Linked DNA regions of Homo sapiens: all the other regions are linked to region 1. Evidence: read pairs that join two places in POLR2A ChIA-PET (ENCODE). Cell type or tissue: HepG2. All regions are shown on one strand. Each heading gives the region's core, and the rest is flanking DNA. Links, peaks and the distances in the headings are about the cores only.

Evidence for each region. Peaks named below come from ENCODE experiments on the same cell type or tissue, not always from the same donor. Only the 100,000 strongest peaks of a DNase experiment are listed, where the experiment ranks them.
Region 2: POLR2A ChIA-PET joins it to region 1 with 14 read pairs; 3 of 35 experiments call an interaction of 5 or more read pairs at or near these places.
Region 3: POLR2A ChIA-PET joins it to region 1 with 10 read pairs; 3 of 35 experiments call an interaction of 5 or more read pairs at or near these places.
Region 4: POLR2A ChIA-PET joins it to region 1 with 12 read pairs; 2 of 35 experiments call an interaction of 5 or more read pairs at or near these places.

Annotation. Positions count from the first base shown.
Region 1 is chr17:57,404,746-57,410,765 of GRCh38, reverse strand. The region is part of intron 6 of MSI2 (musashi RNA binding protein 2); the gene reads right to left. Among named protein-coding and RNA genes, the nearest start is that of MSI2, 150 kb to the right of the region's middle. RefSeq lists an enhancer at 1-54. In HepG2, for the core only: a CTCF peak has its summit at 2,228; DNase peaks (open chromatin) are centred at 2,235, 3,225 and 3,885; H3K4me3 peaks cover 1,337 bases.
Region 2 is chr17:57,558,666-57,564,685 of GRCh38, reverse strand. All of the region lies in intron 7 of MSI2 (musashi RNA binding protein 2), which reads right to left. LOC107984993 (a long non-coding RNA gene) reads right to left here. Exons shown (of 2, transcript XR_001752947.3): 1 at 4,757-6,020. Among named protein-coding and RNA genes, the nearest start is that of MSI2-AS1, 47 kb to the left of the region's middle. RefSeq lists an enhancer at 2,816-3,316. In HepG2, for the core only: no CTCF peak of the experiment used is centred there; a DNase peak (open chromatin) is centred at 3,125.
Region 3 is chr17:57,323,584-57,329,603 of GRCh38, reverse strand. All of the region lies in intron 5 of MSI2 (musashi RNA binding protein 2), which reads right to left. Among named protein-coding and RNA genes, the nearest start is that of MSI2, 70 kb to the right of the region's middle. In HepG2, for the core only: no CTCF peak of the experiment used is centred there; no DNase peak of the experiment used is centred there.
Region 4 is chr17:57,575,468-57,581,487 of GRCh38, reverse strand. All of the region lies in intron 7 of MSI2 (musashi RNA binding protein 2), which reads right to left. Among named protein-coding and RNA genes, the nearest start is that of MSI2-AS1, 30 kb to the left of the region's middle. RefSeq lists enhancers at 1,532-2,032, 2,033-2,533. In HepG2, for the core only: no CTCF peak of the experiment used is centred there; DNase peaks (open chromatin) are centred at 1,087 and 3,547; H3K4me3 peaks cover 1,146 bases.

The sequences.
Region 1 (6,020 bases), core at 450-5,449:
AAAATATTTACCTCTGCCGCCAATTATAAAAGATGGTTAGCGACCTCGACAACCCAAAATCTCTAATTTACAACTAATCTACTTTCACAAATTACATCTTCTATAACAGACCACCTAAAAACGACTTCCTGTAAACAAACCACTCTGCTGGGTTTTCTTTTCTTTTTTTTTTAATTTAATTAAATCCTTATTTTGCTCTTTAACTACAAGAAGCTCACTTTTCGCTACATTGGGGCAGAATTTTTTTTTTCAAGAGACACAGAAATAATCGCCAAATAGAAGCCCAGAGGGGTGCACAGACAGACAGACTGTGGGTCTGTCTGACCTGCCTTCAGCAGCCACTTGCTCATCTAACACTTGCCGGCCTGTGCTCACGCAAGGCCCCATGCTGGCTGTTTACCCAGCAGCTGGATTAAATGAAGAAGGCAGAATGTAAACAGGTATGAAGTTAGTGTTCTGGAGCACGCAGGAAGGAGTATTTAAATCTCCTTGGAGGTGGTCAAGGAAGATGCTGACCCTTTTAGAGTGTCAGGCCAAGTGTCTTGACTTCTCCAGACTCCGCTTGAAGGTGACCAATTCATTCTAGTTTGCAAGGCCCAAGTTCCTAGAAACCCCCTTAGTCACAGGCAAACCCAGACAACCAGTCACCCTACCTGCATCCTGCCCAGGTCTTCTCCCTACGAGGAGGAATCATCATAATATTAAGTTGGCCTGTGGTGCACTGGCTCCCATACTCCCCATTTTTTTTTTTTTTTTTGGAGACAGAGTCTCACACTGTCACCCGGGCTAGAGTGCAGTGGCACGATCTCGGCTCACTGCAACCTCCACCTCCTGGGTTCAAGAGATTCTCCTGCCTCAACCTCCCGAGTAGCTGGGATTACAGGTGCCCACCACCACGCTCAGTTAATTTTTTGTATTTTTAGTAGAGACAGGGTTTCACCATGTTGGCCAGGCTGGTCTCGAACTCCTGACCTCATGATTCGCCCGCCTTGGCCCCCCAAAGTGCTGGGATTACAGGCGTGAGCCACTGTGCCTGTGCCCCACACTCTTTCATCTGTCTCCCACGCACTACTTGTACCAAGTAATCATCAACATTTCATGGTAACAGCCCCTCCATCAGATTCTTCCTTCCTGGAAACATCAATGGTCACACAAACGTCCCACAAAGAAGAAAGGCCCATCACCTAGGCTGCAGAAGGTATGAGTCCTTGTGGCAAATCAAATCCCACTTTGCCAGTAACTCGACTTAGGAAGACAACACAAAATGGAGGAAGAAATGGAAGCAGCATATACAAATTCAATCTATTCCATCTCCTATTTATTTTATGCAAAGTTTTCCTGGTCCTTATTAATGCCGGCTTTCCCTCCGCCATTTAATCTCTGCTTCCATTTCATTCTTAGAGGCCTGTGATTATTCTAATTCAGCATTTGGATGACTTCATTTCCACTCAAGTACACCCAGGTCAACTTGGATAGAAAAGAAAGAGGAGGAGAAGAAAAATAATCAGCTAAAAGCTATTAAATATCAGCCGTGTGCCTCATGATTGGTTTTAAAGGCAGTGGTGAGGTTAGCAACAGTCAGAAACTCAACCCTTTTGCCTCTTCCTGCATATTAACATTTTTTTCTGGGGCTCTCACTAATATGGCTTCGAATGTAAATAAAGTACAGATTGGCAGCCCACTTTTAGCTAATTCACAAATACCAAGTCTGAATATACGGAGCTGTAAAAATTTAGAGGGTGGTAACTTGACAAATCTGGCCGGTCTACAGAGAGACTATTTCTAAGAGGACAAAAGAAGAAAATAAAGAAAGAAAATGGAAGAAAAAGAAAAGCATACAGGACCTGTGTAAGGGGGTATCCTACGGAGGTGGGGGGCGGGTGGGAATCTCCATATCAATGTTCACTCCACCGAACAACAGAGTTCGATTTCAATGCCAAGTCTAAATGAACTGCGCTTTCTCCTCCATAAGAACCACCCCTTGCACCCACTGGCACAAGCTTGAACCATGATTTCTGGTACACTTTCAGTTCCCACTGAACTACATCTAGGGAGAAAAAGGCTTTATTTTCTCCTACTAACAACTCCATTGTTAAGTGACGTCTTCAGAGGGCCCAGGAGGACTCTGGGAAGGTGAGCTGGTGGAAGTACTTCATACCGCCCCCCCGCCCCTACCCACCCAGGGCTCATTAACTCCTTTGTGCCCAAGGGCTCCCCTACCGCTGGCTCTCCTCTCCTTGCCGCAGCAGAAAAAGTAAATACAGCTAAATCATACCAGGAAATGCGGTCAAACAGCAAAGCTGAAGTTTGAGCCTTGTTCTTCTATTCGGCCTTGTTCCTCTACCTACTATGCAAATGCACATGGCATTTGATTAGCACAATCTCAAAGTTTTCCCAGCTTGCTACCCAGAAGGCATCCTAGTTTTCTATTTGTATATTTTAAAACACTGTTAACGAGCAATAATAATGTCTGATGCCTTTGCCTAACAACAGCTGGCTATATTTTATATACTAAGAGGGAAATGGGAAGTTTTCCTAGAAACCCAGTATTTCAGAATCTCCTTTTTGAAGCAAAAATACGAAAATTTAAGAGAAGTAACGTTAGGGTGCTCAATCTTTAGAACTCGACAACCTTACTGGCTTCAGCCGAAATCAGTCTATGGAGGAAAAGTTCACCAGGAAAACACAAAGTTGTTTAGCAGGAGGGTTTACCTGCAAAGCCCCAGGATCATATTACTCATGGGTAAGGTTTGTTTGCCTCTGCCACCTGGCCTAGAAGGTGGAGGAGGCAGAGGAAGCAGGATTCTCCTGTCTACTCGCTGTGCTGTTTCCCACTGAGCAGCTTGGCCAGGGGTCAGGGGGCAAATAAAGTCCCCTCCCCTTATGACACACTTCCAGAGGGAGATGCTGACACAAACCAGGCAGAAGATTAATAAAACATGGGGACAGTGTTGGCTTTGTTCTGGGCTATTAGAGGAAGAAAATTTAAACACAAAAGTAGCCTTCAGCCAGGGAAGAGCGTGCGCATGGTCCTTCCTGGTCCAGCCTACAATTGTCGTTGAAGAAGGTCTGAAGGGCAACACCCAGGCTCTCCAGAAAAAGGTGGAGCAGAGGACAGGGTGAGGCCCGGGAGGCTGACCACTCCCCGGGCAACCCACCTACATGAACCACTTCAGAGGACAAAGCCTCACGGGAGCTCAGATGTCCACAAAGGACACACAAGACTTTTGTTTTCCAAGCCTCCTCTGAGAGAACCACACTGCACAGAGCTCTGTTTATCTACGACACACATTTAAAGCAAGAAAACACTACCTGAGGATCACAGTCCACTCTCAGGCTTATTTATCTTCTCACAGATCTCATGCCTTTTAAATTTCAAAGGGCTTTATGAGACTTTTATTCCAGGTATGACTCTCCTCACACATACAGTATCAAAAGGGGTGTCTGAGTGGGGGCCATGAATGCAGCTTCGCACCTGCACAGAAAACCCCGGAGCTGGGAGATCGCAGGCACCCAGCGCTTCCTCGGGCCTCACTCACCCACAATCGCCCACGCTGGCCGGATAAACGGGAAGGTCTCATTACATTAAAAAAAACAATTCACTCTTGTTTTCTTTTTTTCTTCCCCTAAAAAGCTTTCACACACCATTCTCCAGAGCTCAAGTTAACTTTTATGGGCCCCCACACAACCCCAATCCGACACAAAGGGCTCCAAGGACCCTTTCACCTGGTTTCCACAGCGATCTCCCACTTTGACGAGACCTCAAGAGCTGTAACTTTCCACGCCGGTTCCTGGAAGGCCTTTTCTTCCCGGCCACCACAGTGAGGGGCTGGCACAGGAAGGGGTTAAAGCCCTCATGTCAAACCACAAACTCAGGCACTGGCCCAGAAGGGACATGGGAACCAGAGCAGCCCGTGATAAAGGCCGGATTGTAGCAGCCCACTGAATTGGAAATGACTTGTAGGCCTAATGAAACAGAACTTTGGCAGTAACACAGAATGAAAGGAATGAGACAATAAAAGGCAGGAACAAAGGGTGCAGAGTCGTTTCAGCTTAGCAAAATAAGCTCACTTTGTTGTTGGGGAAAGCCAAAGCCGATTAGGATAAACCAATGACTAAGCATAAGTCTTCCAAACTAATTACACAGTTCACCATGTGAAGTATAATTGGAAGCCTCCAAATGCGGGCTGCTTTGCTTTCACAGGAGTTCTAGAAAGCGAGAATTACCTAGCGAGCTCGGCACTGAGCTGCCCTATCATTCCCGGGAACAGCTGAAAGGTGCGGAACGGCTCCATCCGGGACGAAGCGGAGAATTCATTAAGTTTAAAGGCCTCTTTTTGATCTCCAAAATCCTATAAGTGAGAATTTAAGAAACCGGTACTTGAAGGAGGGGCCTGAAGGGGAGAAGGAGGAAGCCCGTGTGTGTGGAGTTTCTTTGATCCAGTGCATTTTAATTACCAGGCTGGGCTCTTCCGGGTGGCTCTGCCGGGAGAACAGTGCAGAACAGGCCGCCTCGTCGCCAGGGTCTACACGGGCATATCTGGAGCATCATTTACCTGCCATTTTTTGGAATGGCCTATATACATCATTCCTGTGTGTATGGAATCAGGAACACAGATAACGTCCACTAAGAAACCCAGGGCAGTAAAACAAATTACTGTATATCAACGTTTTTGACAAATGAACAAAACCTGCTCCTTCTGAGAAAGATGCTGCTTGGTGGTAAAGTGGGAGGTGGGGCTTTATAAAAGTAAAAAGAGGCGAAGGGTAGGTTGTGCACAAACAAGTGACTATCCAGGCTCTCCTCAGCATGGGCTGAGTGATCTTGGAGAACTTCCTCACCTTTCTCAACATCAGCCTCACCACCTACATAATAGATCTGCCAACCATCTCACTTGACACCCTTGAGAAGCACATTGTAAAATGCATTAGAAAGCTTAGCACCAGTAACTCCAATTCAGAAACAGCGCACAGTAAAAGGATCTTCATAGTAAAACCTGGACCTCAAAAATTCCGAGTGTCATTAATTACATCTAGCTGGTGAAATAGGGAGATGGAAATACTATAACAGTTTTTCTGGCTCTTACTCATAGGATGAAGTTCCAGTTTATAAATAGTGGCTTTTTCCAAATAAAGAATCCCTTCACTGTCCCTGCGTCATGAAGTCCCAAAATAAACTCTAACATGGTTTAGACTGCTGATTATATACCATGCTTATTACTACTGACAACGTATTATTTTGGTTATAGCCTATAGATACCTTAGATTATAATCTATCCATCCTATTAATGTTTGAATACTTTCTACATTACTGACTTTTCAAGCTTAAAACTAACCTCAGGAATAATTCAGTCCAGGGGTCAGCAAACTATGGTCCACAGACCAAATCTGGTTCATCACCTGTTTTTGTAAATAAAGTTTTATTGGCACACAACTACATGCATCTGTTTACCTGCTGGTGATGGCTGCTTTCATCCTACAAGAGCAGAAGTGAGTAGCTGCAACAAGGACTACATGGATTGCAAAGCTGCAAATATTTAATATCTGGCCCTTTTTAAGTTTTCCAACCCCTTCCCTGAGAAGAGAAGCCGAGGCCAGCAAAGGAACAACCCATCAGGCTGTCCCAGGGAGGTCAGTCCACTGTTAGGCCCAGCATGAAGCCCTGGAGTATCTGCTGCCTTACCCTTCTCCAAGGACAGACAACCCCGGAACAGCTACCCAGGGGTGGGAATGCCATCTTCACCCCTGGGTAGCTCATGGTGACGTGTGGATTCTGCCAACCTGTTAGCTGTTAACCTCAGTTGGCAGAGTCCTTATGCCAGTGGCCACGCTTCGTGACCTGATCTTAAATATAAACAAGTAACAACATCTCTAACCTTGGGGAGAGGGGGTGTGTTTTCTGGGAGGAAGGTGGAAGAAAAACACAAAAGGGTTTACAAGCCTCCAATTTAAGTTATTTAAAGCTCCCGGTGTGTCACTCTGTACCCACTCCACTTACAGTAATGACATATTTAAACTCC
Region 2 (6,020 bases), core at 636-5,635, 150 kb before region 1:
CACTTTATACATCTGTGCACTGTGCTGGACACAGGCTGCAAGCTCCATAAATGCCCTAAATAGTCTCCTATTAGGGCTGGAGCTCCCCTGACAGCAGCACTGTCTCCAGAACCCTGCCCAGGACTCAGACTGCAATACTGACTTTGAGTAGCCATGAGATGGGTAGAATGGCCTCACCATCATCATCACCCCAACCTCGTGTGCTTACTGGTGGTTTCCAGGCCACCTCACTTGGACCCACTGAGGCCCAGAAACATCAGAGCTTCCCCCAAAGCAGAGGAAGGACCCAAATGCATTCAGAAATGTCCCCAATTAAAAAGAAAACCCTCTAAGGGCACAGGGCAGAGGATGCAAGCCACGGCCATACCATTGTTAACTGGCTCCTAGGAGTCACGTGATGCCTGATTACAAGGCGACCTTCTGGGCTGTCCTGGGCCAGTGCCCATAAATATGTTAGCTCCTGGGCAATTCTTAATTACTGCTGCACTCAAACCCAGCCATCTGTGCCCTGTTCCAGCAAGAAATCCACAAACACATGGCACGCCCTTCACACAGGCAGAGAGGATGGGCAGCCAGGGACATGGGGGCCTTTGTGTCTTGAGCACAACAGTATCAGCTGCACAGAGAGAAACACGTGCAGGGGGCTGGCCATAAAGGACGTCCTATTCATCAGGCTGCGCTTGGGAAATGTGACACGCCTCAGAGGAGGTGCCCAGGCCCATTCTGGCTCAGGTGGGCTGTTCAGCAGAGCGTGTAACAGGCCAGACAATGGGATCTTCCAGAACCCCTTCACCACAGCATCTTTAGGGAGGGCGGAGGGCCTGGGGACTAGGAGGTGAGGGATGAAAGGAAAATGCAAACTCTCCATTTTGGAAGCAGGGTCCATCTGTACAGAGGCCTATGTGTGTGTGTGTGTGTGTGTGTGTGTGTGTGTGTGTGCGCGCCTGTGTGTGTGTGAGAGGGAAAGAGAGAGAGAGACAGACAGACAGACAGACAGACAGTCAGCCACTAAAATGGGGCCATTATGGGTATGTTAAATGCTGGAAGGCGAGAGTCCACATTAGGAAGGACTGGAGATTACTGACATGGATTGTGCTTTATCCAATGTCATTCACTATTTTGGGGATAGAATGGAAATGGGCCTTGGGGTTCTGATCCTGGGCCCAGAGCCCGCTTCCCAGCTTGGTTCTAGCTTGCCTGGGATCTTGGGCAGTGGCCTACCTGCTCTCAAGTTTTTCCATGTGTACAAGGGTCCTTATCTCACAGGGCTGTGGGAAAGCCTGAGTGAGTATAAATGGTCCCCAAGTGTAGGGCTGGAGAGAAACAGAACTTTCCACAGGAACCAACAGGAGAAACAATTAAATCACTAAAGAGAGCAAGCCTCTAAGGTGTGCAGCCATTGGTATGAAAAATGGTCCACGTGGATGGGGTAGGTGATGAGAAATGACTTAATGGGTACAATGTATGTTGTTCGGGTGACGGATATAAAAAAAATCCTGCTAGACCACTATGCAGCCTATACACATAACAAAACTGCACATGGACCCCACAAATCTATGCACTGTTTTTTTTTTTTTTTTTTTTTTTGGAGACGAAGTTTTGCTCTGTCACCCAGGCTGGCGTGCAGTGGTGCGATCTCTGCTCACTGCATTCTCCACCTCCTGGATTCAAGCGATTCTCCTGTCTCAGCCTCCTGAGTAGCTGGGATTACAGGCATGCGCCACCACACCTGGCTAACTTTTGTATTTTTAGTAGAGACAGGGTTTCGTCATGTTGGTCAGGCTGGTCTCGAACTCCTGACCTCAGGTGATCCGCCTGCCTCGGCATTCCAAAGTGCTGGGATTACAGGCATGAGCCATCGCACCCGGCCTGTACGCATTTTTAAAAAAGGAAAAAAAAATAGTCCGTGTGCAATTCACACACCAAGACTTATCTCTCCATTCGTGCAGTCCCTGAGGATCTGATTTGTTAGCCACCAGTTTGCCTGTCAGTGTTTGCAGTGACTACATTTTTTTATGTTGGTGAAATGAAAACAGAAGTATTTTTTTTCCCAACATAGTATTTTTAAAAGATGGCTCTCCTCCACCCTCCAGAAAGCTGGCCAACAGCATGTGCAGCAGTGGGTGCATTCTGCTGGAGAGCTGGGACCCACTGTCGCGTGCTACGACAGCACAGATCTAAGAAGGGCTGTGTTACGCAGCTCTGCACTTCCAGTCGCCTAGGAGAGGGAGATCCCTGGTTTCAGGCCACAGGCAACACCAGTGCCCAGGGTAGGAGTTGCTTGGGACCAGCAGGCAATGCCTTTGCTAAGAGAAGAATGCTTCCTCTGTGTATGAAAGCACCATGAGAAGAGGCCTGGGAAGTACGGTCTTAGAAATGTCTCTAGACACATAAGCTTCTTGGCCAGGATCCATTTCTGAACATCTTGAGATGCCACAGCACTTGGCTTACCAATCACTGTTTACTGGATGTGCGGATGGGTGAAGGGATATAAGGATGGATGGATGGGCAGATGGATGGGGATGGATGGATGAACGGGCAGATGGATAGATAAATGGAAAACAACAGCTGCTATTTATTGGACACTTCTATATATCAGGCTCTTTATATATGTTCCCTCATTTAATCTATAGCAATCACATCTGAAGAAGTGTTCTTATCCCTGTTTTACAGATGAGGAAAATCAGAGAGGGTCAGAGAGGTTAAGTAGCTTATATATATAATAAGTAGAAAGAACCGGAATTTGAATCCAGGCCTGTTGGGCTCCAAAGCTGCAAATTCGAATAACGTCTGAACCAATCCTCTCTGGGTGCCAGTTTCCTCATCTTTAAAATGGGGCCACTGCCACCTGCTATTGCTTAGGTAGGCACCTTCCAGGCCTCTAAAGTTCTCATTAAACATGCAGCCGATCCCCTCTGGATAAAGGGGTGCTGCTTCAAGAGGGGCGGCAGAGACTGCTCTTGGGCACACGCTACCATTTCTTGGAGCACCTGGCTGCGGGTTTCCTACCTTTCTGTCGTCCTCACAGCTCCCCTGCCTGTGGACTTCTGGCCCATGTTTCCTCATTAGCACAGCCTCCTACCCCAAAAGGGGCCCAGAAGATCAAAGCAGCAACTGGGCAAACAATTCTTATTGCTTCCTGTTTGCAGTCTGGATGAAAGGTCAGGTGGGGGTGGAGGTGGGAGACAGTCTCTGACCCGCTAGTTCAAGCACAATTCACACAGGATTTCTCAGAATAAACCGCACAGAAATGGATATGCTGGGGTCAGAAAACAGCAAGACGGGAGAGCAAGAGCGGGGATTTTTGTGATATCTGGGGCCTGCTTGGGGCTGACAGGCCTCAGGGACTGAGACATGGGTGACGCAACTGCACATACAGTGTGTTCCAGGCAGGTGGGCAAAAATATCAAATGTTCCCACCCTCCACCTAGACAGAACCCTGTGCAAAGCTCCCAGGCCCACCCACACCGCCATCTCTCCATCTCAGGGCTGTGGTTTCATCACTTCGCTTGGTTTCTTCTGGATTGTGAGGTCTCTTCATGATTGCTCAAGAACAGACAGTGCAAGAACAAGAGGTTTCCATACTTGACTCCCTAAATGTGCACATCAGCCTGTGCAGAGGGCACCGACCTCACCGCCATTTGCTTCATCAGCTAGATGGGCTCTGGAAAGTCACCATTTCCCCTGAAGCAGGGAGCAGCTCCTTTGGAGCTGGGAGGATGGTGGGCTTTCCATCTTTCCACCTCTATTCCTGCCCCAGTTCCACTGGGGCGAAACTGGCTTGCCTCCTTTCCTGGGATGCTCACAGAACAGAAACCCACAATGCATTACTTGGCAAAGATTAAATAACCAAAACCAACCTGCAAGGCATGCTTGTGCTGGTGGCAACCACCGCCTTTACTGAGCTGCGAGGAACCGTACAGGCATTGCCCTAATGACTCCTCTCCATACCGGCAGTAATTGTTAATAATAGCAGCATTATTATACTGCTCAGAAACAGCAACATCAGTAATAAATAATAGCAGGCATGTGTTACTGTTACCCCATCTTGCAGATAAGGAGTCAGAGGCTCTGAGGATTATATAACTGGCCTAAGGTTGCTCAGCTGGTAGGTGGTTAAAATCTGGGATTTCTAAAAGGCAGGCTGATATCTGAGTCTTTGTTTCCCAACCACTCTTCTCCCAAAACGTGGTGATCTGGGGGTGGTGGGAGGAAGTAGCAGAGAGAAGAGTTTTGAAAATGTCCATGAAGCAGACCTTGTAAATCCCCATGGAAGTGGGTGGAAGTGTCCCCACCAACCCCGCTCCAGGGCTCCTCGGAGGGGCACGGGTTACTGCAAGTCCCCCATCCCAGGAGTTTCAGTGGAGGGGCTTAGCGCCTCCAAACTCTCCCCCTCCACCACCCCAGAAAATATTTTAAAAGAACAAAACTTCCCCGCAGAGACTGTGAGAAAAGCCAGCTAGCAGGGCAAGTTATGAAGATGTCATTACGCAATGAACTGCTTCCGTGGACCATAATAGGTTTTTACCTTTGCTACTGTACTACGAGAGATACCAAACAGCAATTTTAAACAGTCTCCTCCATTGCCCCATCCCAGCCTTCCAGAATCACATGTGTTTCTACTTTAAAAGCTGTTAACATGGTATAATATGTTCGGAGCACAAATCCAGATGGCCACGGGCCTCAGAAAACCCGCAGCATCCTGCTGAAGAACTGATCTTACAATTCCACCGACCAATAGCAGTGAAGGAGTTACCTGCACAGGTGGCCCGGCCCAGGTCTGAGCTGCCTGCTCCTGCTTCATGAAGCCCTGCCTCTGCAGGGGCACGGGGCAGCCTGTGGAGACGTCCACCACTTGGCCATTGTGGCCAGACTCTCTCCAGACGTCCAGTGGCCTTGGCCCTTCTGCAGACACTGGCTGTCTCTGAGCAGAAGCTGGAAAAATGCACTGGATTTGGCTTCCTGGGGACCAGGTGCAGGAACAAAGCCAGGGTGCAGGGACAGGCATCCCTTGGGTGGCAGGCTGTCGTCAGCACAGCTGGTCCCACACAGTCCCCTCACTTTCCCTCACCCCAGTGCCTGCCTGGTCAGTGGCTCTCAGGGGTGTTGCATGTTCACCACTAGGATTCTATATGGCTATGGATGGGGCTGAGACAAGCACTCGATGCAGGAGCCAAAGTCACTCTGCTACCCATGTGTCATCTTCTGCCAAGAACCACACCGTCCAGCCAACCCCAGCTAGGGAAGTTGGTATTGCCAATGGGGCTGCAGCTGGTCTGGAAAGGAGTCCAGGGAAACCACGCTATCCTCAAGGCGGGAGCGGATGAGACAGGAGAGGAGAGAGGGGGAGCTGATAAACAGGACATCGGGGCTTGTCCTCTTTTTACTCCCATCCTTCTTATTTCCTTAGCATTAACTTTCCAAATGCTGTCCTCACATGGGCGTGTTTTAGCCCAAACTCTCCCTCTCAGGTTGGGAGACAGGGTTCCATCTCACTTTGTGCTTCTGTTGATGTCTGTGTCTATTCTGGGTGTAGGTAATGCTGCTTTTGTGGTTCTGATTTGGAGAAGGTATGAATTAAAATGATGTCAAAGAACTTCTGATTTCTTTCTTTCTTTTTTTTTAGATGGAGTCTCGCTCTTGTCATCCAGGCTGGAGTGCAGTGGTGCCATCTCGGCTCACTGCAACCTCCGCCTCCTGGGTTCAAGTGATTCTCCCGCCTCAGCCTCCCGAGTAGTGGGGTTACAGGCTCCCGCCACCACACCTCGCTGTTTTTTTTGTATTTTTAGTAGAGATGGGGTTCCACCATGTTGGCCAGGCTGGTCTCGAACTCCTGACCTCAGGTGATCTGCCCGCCTTGGCCTCCCAAAGTGCTGGAATTACAGGCGTGAGCCACCGCGCTTGGCTGAACCTCTGAGTTCTTGATACATGGGAGGCAAACAGACAAACTGGGAGGTTCTGTGATTCAGGAACTCCATGAAGAGACAGCGGGATCCAGCAAGCCTCTCTTTGCTCTTGGC
Region 3 (6,020 bases), core at 679-5,678, 81 kb after region 1:
GTGACACACACCCCCTAACCCTCCCCACACAAACACCCACAGTTACATCCTAGTAAAACCCCACTATGAGTTTCTGGCCCACCCAGAGGGGTAAGAAATTACACATTTCTGAGCTTGGGTTTACCATGTTGTTTGCCATTAATGGAAGTTTATACATGCCTCCCACACAGGGGTATTGTTAGAAGGAATCAAATAATTTACTGTTGAACACAGCAACTTTAAAGGACAGAACACACTCTTGGGAATGCAAAATATTACCATTTACCTTTTTAAAAAAATTATTTACTTGTCTTTAACAACCAAGCCAAAAGAAATACAGTGTTTTCCAAATGTAATTGAAGGTGCTAAAAACCTCCTCTAATAATCCTATTTCTACAAAATGTAGAGCTGTTTTGCAGGGAGAAATTCAAATAAACCCCTGGAATGCATTCTTGCAAAGTGAAACAACACACAATCCCAGCATCTTCTATGTCATTACTGGGTACTACTGTCCAAATACCATCTCAGGGCACACACCAGCTAGAGTCTCCACTCCCCTCACCCAGGCTGGAGTACAATCTTGGCTCACTGCAACCTCCGCCTCCCAGGTTTAAGCGATTCTCCTGCCTCAGCCTCCCAAGAGATCTACTTTCTTAATCATTCACAAATATTAAAATGAATTTATATTCCTATCGGGGCCCCCAAAACCTAATGACTGAGGAATCAGCAAGACAACTAAAATTCAGCCACATAAACCACCAAAATGTATTCAAAGTCCCCCTCCACCAAACCCAACCCAAACCAAACACACAAACTTTAACCCACCTATTCCATATAGAGGAATGTCTCCTCAGGCAATAATCAAACAAGTGGGTTTAAAAAAAAAAAAAAGACTCTTCAAAGATGTTCATTGTCTGTTTATACAGGCAAAGCTGAGCCACACAGCTGTCCAACCACAGAGGATTAGTTAAATTAGGTTATATCTATACAATGGAGCATTCTGCTGCCATTGAAAATGTTGCTGTTGATGTGTGTAACCGGCAAAAACTGCACTGGGAGCAACTTACAAAACAACATGTTTTCTGTAGTGGGGTCTAATTTTATAATGTGATCTAAATGTATAATGTGATCTAATTTTTTAAGAGGAGAAATATATACAAAGTTATGTCTACATTTACATCAGAAAGCCTACAAGGAAAGAAAGAATTCACCAGATGGGGGACAAGATGGATGGATTGATGGATGAAGGATGGATGGATTGATGGATGAAGGATGGATGAATGGATGGATGCATGGATGGATGGATGGATAAATGGATGCATGGATGGATGGCTGCATGAAGGATGGATGGATGGATGGATAGATGAATACATGGATGGATGGCTAGGTAGATGCATGGATGGATGGATGGATGGATGAACAGAAGGACAAAGAGACAGATGGACAGAAGCCAATACAGGCACATTTTGGGATTTTTGCCATAAAGAAGTAGTTACCTTTGAGTCTGGTTATTTTGCTATTAGAACATGAACCTTGCTGAGATAAACAGATAGTTAAAGAAATTAATAAAAAGAAAGAAATCTGTGTCCCCTACCCACTCCCCCCAACAGTAGTGCCTTTGCATACTAAATTATAGGGGGTGAAGCCAAAAACATCTGAGCTACTCCTGGGAAATGCAACTCACCTGTCCCAGATGGAGGGGGAAAGAAGTATCAAACTCAGACCAGATTTACGGGCCTGCCTGACAATGGGCTCCCACACACACAAGCAGTCAAGGGCAAATGTCTCACCCTGAACAGAAGGCTGAGCCTGAACTACAAGTCCCTCATATCCCAGCTTTACTCACAAACTAGGGCCTCCCTAGCACAACACCATCAGCCAATGACCTTGGAGGCATCCCATAGTGGCTTGGTTTTTGCGACAAGATTGTGAAAGCAGTCATCACACTAACTGGTGAAAGAGACACAATCAATCCTGTTTTGTCTACCCGAAGCTCAGAGAGTAGGAGCAAAGGATTGGGGCCCCCACACACCACATTATCCCTTGATGCCACAAAGAAGAGACGTGTTGAATAGAACACTTCTTGTGTTCTAAAAGTTTGTCTGACACCAATTCACAAATCACATGGTCAGCTGGAAGAAGATAGCCAACCAAGGGTAGAGTTTCCACAATTCTGGGCTGAAAGCCACAGGACTCAGCACTCATTCCAGGTACCTTGCTGAAGCAAGAGAAAAGGCACCCACTGTATTAGATCTGGGTCCCTGCGATGTACACTGGCTGTGTGACCTCAGATGAGTCACGTTACCTCTCTGGGCCTCAGATTTGTCACTTTTTCTTTTTCTCATTTTTTAGAGATGGGGTGTCCCTCTGTCACCCAGGCTGGAGTGCAGTGGCACAATCATAGGTTGCTGCAACCTCAAACTCCTAGGTTCAAGTGATCCTCCTGCCTCAGCTTCCCAAGTTGCTTGGATTACGGTGGATTACCGTGCCCAGCCCTGTGGTTTGTCATCTTTTTAGATGTTGGACAAGATGACCATGAAGACAGCTATTACTTCCAGTGGATGGTCTGTTTCTGTAAGTACCGAGCTCCATTTGGCACTCAGTAAAACACTCAATAACCACGGGAGGTTTTTCCCTTCTTAACTCTCATGTCTAGTCATTTTATCACCCTATCAAAAACACTCTCAGATGAGCAGTTCTATTCCAACTGTGACAGCCAGAAGGCACAAACACTGCAGTGGGACAAGGTATAGTCCTTCCAATTGCTACTAGTCCGTGGTTTAAAATCAGGCTTCCTGAATTCAAATCTCCCTCTCCACTTCCAAGCCACATGACCCCAGGCAAGCTACTTCAGCAGCAGCTGCCTTGGTTTTCCCATCTATCAAACAGGGATAAGATAAGTAACTTCTCATAGGGCTAGTGTTAAGATCAAATGAGCGGAAATAAGTAAAGCATTTAGAACACAGCCTGACACACAGTGAGAGCTTCATAAATGTTAGCTACTATTATCCATTCACCAAGACAGTCTCACTGGGTATTTACTCTCACAGTGCCAGTTAATCATGAGGCCTCTAAGGAAACACAAAGATATTGACTAGGACATAGTCCAAGGCCCTACAGTTTAGTAGGAAGAGGCCAACTTGAACCAAGAAATACAGACCTATATCTCTTATCCCAAGCCCTGGGGCCAAATCGGTTTGGATGTAGGTGTTTCTGCTTGCAGACAGGTAATAAGTCATGTATCACATAGCCTACAGTACCCACCTCCTCTCCCCCAGGGCTTGGAACAGCACCTGTGATCAAACCCGCTGGGAGTAAGCAAAACCCACAGATAGCCACACTAAGCGGGATCAAGAAATACTACCAAGTGTCTGAAGACAGTTCAGATTTTGTAGCCAGATGAATTACAAAAAAAAAAAGTTTGGCTTTCAAAATTTGGGGGATATGAGAATTGTAGCTAAGGGTCTGTAACCTGCACCATACAGCAACGAAGCATTAGAGGCTACAAAAGCAGCAGCAGCAAACAACCTAATGGGGGTGACGGGAAATGTTTTGCTAAAAAGGCACGGTTTAAGCTGCCGCTTGAAGGAAAAAAGGGAGCCCCACTGAACTAGGCAGGTGGGCATTCCCAGCAGAGGGACCAGCAGATGCAAAGGCAGGAGGTAGCAATCAGTGAAGAATGTTCAGGAAACACAACAGGTCATGGAGCGCAGTCTAAGATGTGTGTGCAGGAGTAGCAAGAGGAGACGCCAGAAAATGAGGCCGGGGCAGATCCCAAATTGTGCATAAGTCATGCTGAAGCATCACGCTTGGTACGGCAGGCATCCGTATGGGAGCCCCTTAAGAATTTGATCTGATCTACATTTTCCTAAAATCCCCCTGGGTAGGTGCCTGGTAAATGGACAGGCAGAGGAACAGAGGAAGGAGGTGGCCAGCTGGAGGTGGGTCAAATGGTCAGGGAAGAGATGACAACACCAACTCGGTCAGCAAAGGGGGTAAAAAAGAGGAATAGCCGCTGCACACCCAGTGGTGCCCAGGCTTGGCCTCTTAACAGGGCCGAGGGGGCAACCGGTGCAAGAAGACAGCCCACACTCATTTGCTCTGTGTTCAGGACTCAAACACGTCCCTTTTTTAGACTCCACTTTCTTTTTTTGTTTTTAATAATTTTTGTATTTCAATAGCTTTTGGGGTATAAGTGGTTTTCAGTTGCATGGATGAATTGCATACTGAAGTCTGAGATTTCAGTGCACCTGTTAGCTGAATAGCATATATTGCATCCAATATGTAGTTTTTTTATCCTTCACCCTCCCCCACTTTCCTCCTTTTGAGCATCTAATGTCCATTAAACCACTCTGTGTGCCTTTGCACTTGTAAGTGAGAACATGTGATAATTGGTTTTCCATTCCTGAGTCACTTCATTTAGAATAATGGCCTCCAGCTCTATCCAAGTTGCTGCAAAAGACATTATTTTGTTCTTTTTTATGGCTGGGTAGTATTCCACAGTGCATATATACCACATTTTCTTTATCCATTCATCAGTTGATGGGCACTTAGGTTGGCTCCATATCTTTGCAACTGGGAACTGTGCTGTGATAAACATAGGTAGATACCACTTTCTGATGTACCAAATGACAAAGTGGTGATTTTGGCAGCACTGGGCTCTGAGCTGTGGCAACTCAACCCTCCTCTTCTGCATGCCTGCCTTGCTCTCCTCCAGCTCACAAGCAGGTTGGCAAAGTTCAGCAGTCAGGTGCATGTGGCCCAGTCAGTCCCTGCCCCAGTGGCTCAAAGAAGCAAATCTGGTAAGAGCAATCAGTGGGTCAGTGAGGTGGGGACAGCACTTGTCACATGCCCTTCTGAGCCACAGGTCAAGAGGAGAGGCTGGAAGAAAGTGAAGGAGGAGGGAAAGGTCCAGGATGGAATGGAGTTGGCCTCTGCTGGTTCAGGAGGAGGATCTACAGCCACCCATCTCTGAAATGGCCACTGCTCCCTTATTAAAGACAAACCAAACTAAAACAAAACACCTTCCGAGCCAGGCAGAAGAAGAGAGGTGTCAGCTGGTGACATAGATATAAGTATCCATGGGCCAACATGCACAGCCACTTGGAAGACAGCAGAGGCAGCTTTTCCCCATCTTACCTGCTGGCTCCTTCAGGAACTGAAAAGCCAAGGGCTACAAGGGAAGTGTCACTGAATGTCCCATCAGAGGTCAGAGGTGTCTGTGACTGACCGGGGAGTATATGACCGCGGGAGCCAGCGGGTAAGATGAGGAAAAGCTGCCTCCTGTCTGTGCAGCCACCTCATGCGGTACCCCTCCTTGGGTCAGGCACTCCTGCATCCCTCGCAGGACCAGGGTGTGGGCTCCGGCGGGGCGCTGCCTCAGCCCATGTTGTGCTGCTCAGAGACTCTCCCGGCCACCCCTCCTCCAAGGCCTCAGACTCCACCCGCAAAATGAGGGAAAAAAATTGTTTTAATTTCTCGTACAGACATGGCCTTGCTATGTTACCCAGGCTGGTCTTAAACTCTTGGCCTCAAGCGACCCTCCCACCTCAGTTTCCATAGTGCTGGGATTACAGGCATGGGCCACCACACCTGGCCTTATTTTTGTGTGTGTGATCCTTAAGGACAGGGACAACCTAGTCTTCCTTTTACTGTCACCTAACATACAGCTGCATAACCTGGGAAATCCAGCCATCACCAAAAATAAAACCATCTCAGAACCTGTGGGAAGAATGCTCCTCATACAGCAGGAACAAATGAGGGTGATGGGGAAATAATGAGTTCGTGCAAGAAATTAAGACCTAGATGTCCGTTCAAATCAGTGGGTGTCTATGCCACACATAGCTACCCCATGATCCACCTAAAATGCCCCCGTTGACACCCACAGCGGCAGACAGTGTGTCTGCTCCATCCCCTCTTCTCTGCCCATCCTGGCAACTAAGACAAGTCTCCCCTGGTGAGGCCACAGGACGCTGACCTAGGCAACTGCTCCTCCACGGAGCTTGGCAGCGCAGCACAGGCAGATGCAGGCCCTCTGGAGC
Region 4 (6,020 bases), core at 632-5,631, 170 kb before region 1:
ACACACTCTTTTAAGACAGATGAGTGAAATTCCATGGACTGGGAGGATTTGAATCTTGGATCCGAGGACATCGTAGAAATCCTGGTTGTTTACTAGCTGTGTGATGTGGGGCAAGCCATCAACCTCCCTGATCCTATGTCCCCACCTATAAAGTAGGAATAAAGATGCTGACTTCAGCTGGGTGCAGTGGCTCACACCTGTAATCCCAGAACTTTGGGAAGTGGAGGCTGGGGAATCACCTGAGGCCAGGAGTTCAAGACCAGCCTGGCCAACATGGTGAAACCCCATCTCTACTAAAAATACAAAAATTAGCCAGGCGTGGTGGCACACGCCTGTAGTTCCAGCTACTTGGGAGGCTGAGGCAGGAGAATCGCTTGAACCTGGGAGGTGGAGGTTGCAGTGAGCAGAGATCGTGCCACTGCACTCCAGCCTGGGTGACAAAGCGAGACTGTGTCTCAAAAAAAAAAAAAAAAAAAAAAAAAAGATGCTGACCTCATGGGGCTGGCATGGGGATTAAATGAGATAATGCTAGTTCTGGTTATGCCTGCACAAGTCTGTTGTTTTTATATAAAGATTTTATACCCAATATTGCTTGGAATGAGTGGGCTACCAGCTGAGACTTGAAAATACTTTAGCTATCAATAAATGTTGACTGCGGTGATAAGAGCTTTAGCAGAGCCACCTCTGAGGTACCAAAGCTGAGCGATTTGGAAGTGTATTTGAACTCACCTAGTTGTCGTCTCCAGTGCAAACTGGTCACAAGATTCCTAGGCCAGAGGGGTTTATTGAAGCCTCTTCCCAGCCTGTCCCAGGAATTACAGGGGTATCCAGGCATGAAATGGACTAAATGTCTTCTCTTTTCCCAGCCATCCAAATTGCTTTAGCCTGGCCTGATGGTGGCACTCCCAATTTTTCACGCTTACTAATGAAGCCGTCCACCTGGCAGGGCAGCTAGCAAGACCAGCACTGGAAGCCAGGACTGGAAGAGCCACAGAATGCCGGGGTGGAAGGAAGGGGCCAGGCCTAAGTGGAGGGTGTGGGGGGCAGGCCTCACCCGGGGTTTCCTGTAGGCTGGGGGCCAAGGCAAGCCCTGAAGTCAAATGCCAGGGGTCAAGGTAAAGCCAGGGTCAGAAACACAAAAGCAGTCAGTCAGGAGATGCAAACAGATGCTGCCTCAGCCTTCATCGATAAACTTTGGTTTGGTGGGGGCAGGAGCCCTTCCCAGAGGAGGAAGATGAGTTCTGAACCAAGGCAAACTGTTAGGATATGATGATAAATGGGTTCACCCTGCTAGAGCTGGACAGAAAAATCAGTGCTAAGGGAAAACCCCAGGAATAATGAAGGCAGATCAGCCCCTGCTAGGCCCAAGTGGGAACAGAGAGGAGACAGCTGGTCACCTGGTTCTATTTTTTTTTTTTTTCTGGAACATTCTTTCAAGGCCCTAGGTACCCAGTAATGTAAAGGTTTCCAGTTTCCTGTGGTGAGGCCTTCTGAACATGTGGGTTATTATTTGTGGACTATGAATGGAAAGAGCCTCTGGATTTGTAGAAAAGGTTGTAAGTGGAAGGAGCCTGGGCTTTGGGTTCAGACATGGGTTGTAATCTCTGTTCCACAACTGATTGGCTGTGTCTCAGCTTTCTCATCCTTCAAATAGGGACAGCAGCATTATAGGGTTATAGAGGATTTAAGGAGAGAGTACACCGAAGCCTGGCACAGTTCCTAGCCCCCATCAGATGCTGAAGCACTCACGCCTCTCTAGAGGACCATTCTCATTACTTATATTGACTTGCTGTCATGACTTAATAATTTGGCCCTGTAGGATGTGGGTTCCAGAAGACGGCTGCCTCCAAGGGGCGGCTGCTCAGGGTCCTTGCGTTTACAGCAACATCTTCCCATTGACCAAATGGGGACAAAGAGGGCTGGAGATTAACTGAGAGGTGACTGTCTAGGGGAGAGGGGTCCTCAGATGTCCTGATGGCTGGCACAAGGCGGCCCTTGACTGGAGGCAGATGCGTCTGCCACTCAGAGCAGGCCACAGGGCACACCTTGAGGCCAGGCAAGGAGGCAAGACCTGGGTCTCCAACGGGAGCCACCGCCTCTCCCACCACCCAGCATGGGGGCCAGATCATCCCTGCGTCCTCCAGAGAAGGCAACCGAGCGACAGCAGAGCTTTCCCCAACTTGAAAATCACCGAGCACAGATAGCCATGTTACGGCCATTCTGCCACTTGGCCACAGAGACCAGTAACTTCAATTTATTTGTGTCTGGGGCCTTAAGGAACCTCAGCTGTCATCCTTTCCTTAGTTTATTACCAAATTTCTAAAATATTACATCCTTTATTATATCCAAATTCACTTTATTGCACTTGACAATACAGATAATCACATACCATATGCTCTAATGTTTTGAAACCAATGCATGTTGACAGCGGTTTTTATTCATGATGCATAATTCCATCCCCAGCTCACAATGAGGCATCTGAGCACCCAGCCTGGTGTTAAGACTTTTGCCTAATAACAGATTAACAATACAGCAAGTTTCCGAGACACACTCCCTCCCATGCCATTTTCTGTTTACAATGGGAAAAATGTACCTGGGCTGAAAAGATGGGCTTATCAAAGAGGAGGGGGAAAAAGAAAAACAACCCCGCATCATCACACACCCACCAGTCCCAGAGGGTTTATAATGATTTGTTACTGTTCCACGCTTATGAAACTTGATATTGAAAAGAGGAATTGGTTTTGCGCCAAGTAGCAAGGCAACTAATCACACCAACCCACACTGCTGGCCCCTGAGAATGGAAAGCACAAACTGCCCCAAAGCTCTCATTAGGAGTCTCTCTTGTTTTTACTCCTGTTTTGCTAGAAGCAAGTATTTGTCACTCCTCTACCTTGGTGAGACCATCCTTCTCCCGTCCCCTTCCCCTCATCCCCTGGGCATTCTTCTGTTCCCAATTAGCCCCAAGCTTCCTGGCGAAATGAATACAGCTGGGGATGCATCCTACCCCCCCAGTCCTGGCACCTCTCAAGCAGAAAGGCAAGGCCAGTAGGAACTGTCTTTGCAGCTCCTTCAGCGGCAGAGCCCCTTGTTCTGCGGGGTGGCTGAAGAGAAAGGGTGGATAATTTAAAGATGATCCCCTAGCTTTGCTGTAGTGCCCAGAACAAACAATGCCATTTCATACGTCCCCTAACTAAGCACTTTCATTTGCTTCAGAGAAGCACTCAAACAACTGTAAACCCATTAGATCATGTCAAACGTGGTGGGAAAGAGCTTGGGCTGTCACCAGCAGAGAATCAACTCAGATTTATAGATTCTTAAAGCTTTAATATATAGATATTTGTCTTCCCCCTGCAGATAGACAAGGGGACCAGGGCAGGGGCGGAGGAGGCAAGAAGAACGGCCCACAGCTCAGCGGCAGACAGATTGGAGTTTCACAATCATTCTCCCGGATAATGGGATTTCTCAACAAGGGGAGGAGCGGGGAGGAAGAAAAGCGAAGCCTTCACTTTGCTGAACACTTGGCTGTTTTTCCAAAGCTTTGCTTGCGGGTGGTGTGGGGGAGGAAAGAGATGTTATTATCAACAATGCCTCTGGAGTACCCAGTGACCTGCCGTGAACAAAAGCAAGTGGCGACCAAAGAAGGGCTGGAGTCCGAGGACGCAGAAACACTTACTCAGCCACCTACAAAGGAGGCCAAATGAATTAAGAGGCATCTTACTCCAAGTAATTGCTGTGCTTCTGAACAGCTTAAGTTATAACCTTTTTTCATAAATAAGAACCTACTTTCCCTTTGGGCTTACATCATGACTCCAAGAAAAGCTTTCTCTTTATTTCTTAATCATCTTCAGCAAGTAGGGGGCTCTTCCTACTACCTCAAAGGGTTTGGAATTTTCTTTTTAATTTTTTTCATTTTATCCTTTTCTCTTGCTTGTCTATCATCTACTGAGCATGGCAGTAAATAACTGGTAATTAAACCAATATCTACTGGAGACCAGGGCTTAAAGATATAATTTTATACAGAATCCTCCTGAAATATTACCAGTTGGGCTCTATGGGTCTGGAAATGGGACGGTTTGGACCAGGCTGGACTTTCATAATGCAGGACCCACCAGTGGTTTGCAAAGTGGTCCCTGGCCCCATCTTGCTGCCTCATCAATTCTAGTCTCTGAATATTTCTGGGGAAAGGGGCATCACCCCTCGGTACTTCATAAACACAGCTTGTTTGAGTTGGGCATCTTGAGGTGTTGCTAAATTCTTCAGCCCAAGGATCAGCCTTTCTCTTGGTAACTTCACAAACGGCCACTCATGGTTGGGGAAGCAGCCTGGCCCCCCTCCCAGGGGTAGTCCTTCAAGATCTAACGTAGCCACCTCATTTCTCCTTATTCGAGTCTCCTTGGTTCCTCTGGAATTTTTCCCGTAATACTGTCCTGGTCCCCATCAGACGACCTCCTCTGATGTGGTCTATCTTGTCAATGCCCCTCTTAAAATAAATGCCTGGAATGGAATATTCCACATGGGGTCTGAGCAGTGCAACCAAATACCGGACTGGACTTCCCTTTGTGGTGGCGTCCTTAGCAGCTCCATCACCTGTTGCCTCAAAGAAAACTTAACAGTCAACTAAAAAAACCCCAGGCTTCCTATAAACCATGTCAAAATCTCGCCCTGCCCAACCTTCCTTTTTTTTTTTCTTTAAAATTAGACATCGATTATAGTCATTTTTTTTTTTTTTTTTTTAAAGACAGATTCTCGCTCTGTCACCCAGGCTGGAGGGCAGTGGCGCATCTCAGCTCACTGTAACCTCCACCTCCAAGTTTCAAGCGATTCTTGTGCCTCAGACTCCCAAGTAGCTGGGATTACAGGCATGCACCACCGTGCCACTAATGTTTGTATTTTTAGTAGAGACAGGGTTTTACCATATTGGCCAGGGTGGTCTCAAACGCCTGACCTCAGGTGATCCACCTGCCTCGGCCTCCCAAAGTGCTGGGATTACAAGTGTGGGCCACTGCACCCAGCCAACATGGATTATGGTCTTCTGATTATAAAAGTAACATTCATTTTAGAGTCTTAGGAAATACAGAAAACATCTATTCCTACAACAAACATTCATTGGATACCTTCTATATGAAAGAATCTCAGCTGGGCCTTTAGGATACAATGGAGAGTAGGATCCAGCCCTTGCCTTCAAGGCTGTGAGAAGCACACAACCCACATTCTCCACGGCTAGAATGTGTGCAAGGAATAGAGTTGTTGAGCCTGAGCTCCAGGACTGCTGTTGGTTTTGTTCACCACCATATCCTCAGCCCCTGATAAGTGCCCAGCACAGAGCCAGTGTTCAGCAAATAATTATTACAGGAATCAATGGCTTTAAAGGATGGCCTTCCCACAGTGTCTGTCTTACAAATGATTCCTAAAAACTAAATCAGTTCTGACCAGAGGCAGTTAGTCCCAGACCAAGTTTTAAGTAAGAAAAATACGCCAGGGCTGCTTCTTCAATCCACCAGAGCCTCCTTTTCCAATTTTTTTTTTTTTTTTTTTTTTTTTTTGAGACGGAGTCTCGCTCTGTCGCCCAGGCTGGAGTGCAGTGGCACAATCTTGGCTCACTGCAAGCTCCGCCTCCTGGATTCACGCCATTCTCCTGCCTCAGCCTCCCGAGTAGCTGGGACTACAGGCGCCTGCCACCAGGCCCGGCTAATTTTTTGTATTTTTAATAGAGGCGGGGTTTCACCGTGTTAGCCAGGATGGTCTCGATCTCCTGACCTCGTGATCCACCCGCCTCAGCCTCCCAAAGTGCTGGGATTACAGGCCTGAGCCACCGCGCCCGGCTCCTTTTCCAATTTCTACCCAGAGCCTGGGCCAGGGGGAGTGGAATCTGCTTAGCTGAAGGTCTGAGGTGCAGGGGAGTAAGAGGACAGTGAGAAGAAAGAGCAGAAAGGAAGTCAATCCCGGGGTCCTCAGGCCTGGCCAAACAAAGCCATCTGCCTTGTCTGGAAAAGCTCATTTGCAAAGGCTTTGGTGAAAGT